2 separate regions of the Mus musculus genome follow, and region 1 is linked to region 2. A link is a loop called in an ENCODE intact Hi-C map of the cell type or tissue named here. Cell type or tissue: gastrocnemius. All regions are shown on one strand.

The links. Hi-C counts contacts between places; a loop is a spot of excess contacts. Peaks named below come from ENCODE experiments on the same cell type or tissue, not always from the same donor. Only the 100,000 strongest peaks of a DNase experiment are listed, where the experiment ranks them.
Region 1: a loop joins it to region 2, with 2.1 times the contacts of the local background. A loop is called at or near these places in 5 of 42 quality-filtered maps.

The regions. Positions count from the first base shown.
Region 1 is chr4:141,505,826-141,508,325 of GRCm38, forward strand. The region is part of intron 3 of Spen (spen family transcription repressor); the gene reads right to left. Among named protein-coding and RNA genes, the nearest start is that of Gm4123, 28 kb to the right of the region's middle. In gastrocnemius, CTCF peaks have their summits at 693 and 1,291 (motif pointing left); DNase peaks (open chromatin) are centred at 751 and 1,302; H3K4me3 peaks cover 552 bases; H3K27ac peaks cover 1,988 bases.
Region 2 is chr4:141,428,755-141,431,254 of GRCm38, forward strand. No RefSeq gene overlaps it. Among named protein-coding and RNA genes, the nearest start is that of Srarp, 6.1 kb to the right of the region's middle. In gastrocnemius, a CTCF peak has its summit at 1,312 (motif pointing left); a DNase peak (open chromatin) is centred at 2,423; H3K27ac peaks cover 75 bases.

The DNA.
Region 1 (2,500 bases), 77 kb after region 2:
TGCTGTCATAAGTCCTCAGAATTTCTAGAACCTCCAGAAAGTGGAAGCCAGCCCGGGCTACTTGAGAAACTTGTATAAAAACAGAACAAAGGAGACAGGGCAGCACCTTTAATCCCAGCACCTGGAGGGAGAGAAAGGTGCGCCTCTGAGTTCGAAGGTCAGCCTGGTCTACATAGTAAATTCCAAAGCAGCCAGGGCTACACAGTGAGACCCTGCTTCGAAAACAAACAAACATTTCATCAAAGTTAAAATCCACACTCCAGAGCCGGGCGTGGTGGCGCACGCCTTTAGTCCCAGCACTTGGGAGGCAGAGGCAGGCGGATTTCTGAGTTCGAGGCCAGCCTGGTCTACAGAGTGAGTTCCAGGACAGCCAGGGCTATACAGAGAAACCCTGTCTAGGAAAACCAAAAAAAAAAAAAAAAAAAAATCCACACTCCATCAAGCACAGATTTACCATAACCTGTTTCAATTACTTTCAACCTAACCAAAACCAACCCTGGCACAGTCCAAGGGAAAGAACAGAAAGCCTGGCAAGGCTAAAAGCAGCTCCAGGGAGCTCTGGTCACCTGCTCGATGGAAAAGGCAGAGACAGGAGGACGGTGGACTACAGCAGAGGCGGAGGACAAGAGGACTTATGACAGCAGCCGGCCAGCGGCCCCGCCTCTGGGCTTGGTGGACACCGCCCCCAAGAGCACACCCATGCTACCAGGCTGGACAGTCCCAGCAGCAGTTTCTGCCCACTGCACCCAGCAACGCCACAAACAAGGCAAAGGCTGGCAAAACAAGGAAGCTTTCAGGAGGTGGCAAACAGCCAACTCAAACCGGATAATTCCAGTTCAGGCTGGTTCAAGATACAAACACAGTTCCTAGCTTCTCAAACAAAACTCAGCCACGGGCTCCAGGTTCTTTTCTCCAGGGGCAGAGCAAACCCCAGTAAGCTCAGCATCTAAGCCCCAAACTGAAGACCTATTCTTCTGGCCAGAAAACCACCAAAAGACAGACAGACAGACAGACAGACAGACAGACAGTCAGACAGATGCACACACACATACACAAACACTTCTTTTAAGCGTTACTAAAATTCTAGATTTGACATCGTTTCTGGGAAACCAGCTAGGAATGCACCTGCCCCTGGCTCATCGAAGTTGGAACTGGGCTCCCATCTTTCCTGCCTTAACTCACACCACTCCCAGCCCAGCCATGCCCCACAGCCTTAAGACACAAGGTTGTGTGGCAAGCAAGGCCTGCAGTGGCCAAAACAGAACATCTGCTAAAGAAGGCCACACAGTGACCCCTGCAGGTTGCCATGGATGGGAAGGGAAAACCTGCAGTCCGTCCGTCCATCCTCACCAGAATACTCTACTAAACACACTCCACCTTTCAACAGCCCTACACTGCATGAAGCGGAGCATGCACGAACACTCTGGGCGTGGGGGCGGGAGGTGAGGAGTTGCTGTCCCTCGGGTCTGGCCACTGACTACCAGTTCTGAAGATAACTTCCAGGAAAATCTGGATACCATACTTCAAGGAAGCAGAAACCCTAGTGGATAATACCATTATCTGACTTCTACTGGATTCCACCATGAACAGTAGGGAATTACAAACTAGAAACATCACCTAATGGCTAGAAAGGCCCACAGTCATGATTATAGTTTTTGCTCAGCACATTTTCTTTGATGCTGTTTTCTGAACCCTGGAGAGGCTCAAGTAATTCATGTAAGGCAACGCAGCCCCTCACCTGGGCTTACATAAGAGGCATCCCTCTTAAGAGTACATACAGCTAGAGGGTGGAGCTTAGTGGAGAGCAGGACAAAGGGCCTAGATCCCATACCCAATAGCCCCTCCTCAAAACAAAACAACCCTCTATCTTTAATTTTTGACATTGGCTGCTTTAAGTAAAAAAGAAATTCTCTAAACCTTTACTTGAAATCTTCCTAAGGGCCCCAAAATATATATATATTTCATTTGTTAGTCCAAAAAAAGCAATATAAACCTAATTGCTGACTATCACAAATTCTCATGTGTGTACTTCTTTTTTTCTCCATAACACTCAAATGGAAAAAATACCGTTTCAATTGAAGCAATTCATCTTACGCTGACTTATTCCTTTATTCAGGACACAGGGTCTCACTATGTAGAACAGGCGAGCCTGCCTCTGCCCCCCCACCCCCCCCACCGTGGGTTGGGACTAAAGGTATGTGTCACCACACTCAGCAAGAAACTCTTACATGCCAGGTGTGGTGGCGCACGCCTTTAATCCCAGCACTCGGGAGGCAGCAGAGGCAGACAGATTTCTGAGTTCGAGGCCAGGCTGGTCTACAAAGTGAGTTCCAGGACAGCCAGGGCTATACAGAGAGACCCTGTCTCAAAAAACCAAAAACAAACAAACAAACAAACAAAAAAAAACCACCAAAAAAAAAAAACAAAAAACAAAAAACAAAAAAACCCAAAAACTCTTACTTGGTTACTTGGGACTGGAGAGATGGCTCAGTGGTTAAGA
Region 2 (2,500 bases):
TTGGTACTGTGTCCGGTGTGGTAAATCTGATTCCGTGGTTTTGGGAGGATTGTGGAGGCACCTGAAGTTTAGGCTGTAAGAGCCATGAAATGCTGGACCCTCAGAGGGCTATTCTGTGGGAGCCTTGAAGATGCTCGAGTAATGCGGAGATAGATTACAAATGATGGACACCTAACTTGTAAAGTTTCAGAGGGAAATTCTGTGAGTCCCTTAAAGACCCTATCAGGGCCATTCGATATCTTGAATTAAGAACCACTAAAATGGCCGGGCGTGGTGGCACACACCTTTAATCCCAGCACTTGGGAGGCAGAGGCAGGCAGATTTCTGAGTTTGAGGCCAGCCTGGTCTAGAAAGTGAGTTTCAGGACAGCCAGAGCTATACAGAGAAACCCTGTCTCGAACAAAACAAAACAAAATGAGTCACTAAAATTCTGGGTGTGTTGATGTACCCCTTAAATCCCAGCACTTGGGAGGCAGAAACAGGTAGATCTCTGTGAGTTCCAAGATAGCCAGGGCTACATAGTGAGACTGTCTCAAAACAAAACAAATGACTACTTGAAACCTTTGCTCTGCTGGAACAATTAACACTGGTCAGCCGGGGCTGAAGAAGTCTGCTGTAATTTAGGAGAGACCAGCATCAGCATCGTTGAGATGAAATCTTCTGGGTCAGCATCCTGAACCTGTGGTCCAGAAGGGACCAAAGCTCTCCCTTGCACTGGCAGCCAAACTTTGTAATGTGTAAGCGTATCCCGTGTGTCAGCGGGTTTTGAAGGCATGGAGGGGTCATGGAGAGCATCTAGACCTGGCACTGTGTGACTGGGGTTCCTGGAGAGAAGTGCAGAAAAGCCACTGATGAAGGTGCAGCCTACTGCAGTAGAAGGCCCAGGGCTGAAGGGATCCCAAGGAGACGCTGAGGCTTGGCACCATAAGGCAGAATTGCAATTGCTGAAGAGATCCCAGGAGAGGCTATTGGTGAAGGTACTGCCAAGCTCTGGCAGTGACCCCGTGTGTGTGTGTGTGTGTGTGTGTGTGTGTGTGTGTGTGAGAGAGAGAGAGAGAGAGAGAGAGAGTTAGGGTGTCTTGAGTGGCATGCTACCCACACAGCCTCTAGCTTATACCTACAACGACAGCTGCCTGTACTGAGAACAAGAGCAGTGCCTGAGCCTTGAACCTTCACCAAGTGGCTAGAATCAGTAAAGTCACCATACTTGGTATCCACCCTCATTATTCCAAGCTGGAATGAACAGAGCAAAGGCTTTGCTTTTGGAAACCACAGTCCGGCTGATGGTAGAGCGACACCTCCTGGTCGGAGGGAGATGTCCAGCTCCAGGCTTCTCCGCAAGTATCCCTCTCACCTCTTTTCTTTAACTCAGGGATGCCCAAGAGGAGAGGGCAGGGCGTACCCCGCTTTCCCAGTGGGCATGAGTCTTTTATATTACATGATCTCTCTCCTTGGCCTGAGATAACGGCCAGCCCCTCGGCTTCTTCCCTGCCTGTGCCAGGATTCTAGAATCCTTTTTCAAATTTTTTGTTTGTTTGTTTCAAGACGGAGTTTCTCTGTGCAGCCCTCCCTGTCTTGGAACTCAGACTGTAGACCAGGCTGGCCTCGAACTCAGAGCTCTGCCTTCTTCTGCCTTCCAAGTGCTGGGATTAAAGTAAAGGCGTGCGTCACTAAGAGACATTCTTTAAATGATTTTTTATTACTATACTAGGTAAGCACTCTACTGCTGGGCTGTATTCGGCCCCCAGTGGAAGCACTATCTTGTACCTATTTTACGGAATAGAGAATGAAAGCCCAAGGAGGCTAAGGAAAGCCCTTGAGGTCTCACACAGTCTGATGTGAGATGACCTTCTAGTTGGGGAAACAGGCAGTAAGCGCACAGATAACAAAGTGGAGAGAGGAGAGGGGTAGAGGTGTTTCATCACACCAGGTCTGGTAGGTCACAGTAGACATCTGTGTCCTGTTGATAGAATTTGCCAGTACTTGAGAGGCAGAGGCAGGAGGATCTCTGTGAGTTCGAGGCCAGTCTGGTCTGCAGAGTGAGTTCCAGGACAGCCAGGGCTACACAGAGAAACCCTGTCTCAAAAAACAAAACAAAACACAACAACAACAACAGCAACAACAACAAAAAAGCCACAGCCAAGCGTGCCAACCTGAGAGTAGTCCCAGTGCTTGAAAGATGGCGGCAGAATTGTCCAAGAATGAGACCAGTCTGGTTTAGGTCATGAAATTTGGCCAGCCAGGGAGAAGTAGCAAGATTCTATCCCCCCACAAACACCCTAAATAAGTAAATATCGTGGTCATTAAACAAACTAGTAAACGTTATAGTAGTTTTCATCCCGGAGCTTTGCTGCCTTCCATTCCACCTGGTCTCCAGGTCACTTGGGACAAAACAAGCTCATTTTGTCCTGTGCCCCTAGGGGGCAGTGTTAGCCTGCTGTCCTCACCGCCTCTGCCTGTGACTCTTCCTTTCTTTCTCTCTCCACTTATTTGAGATACC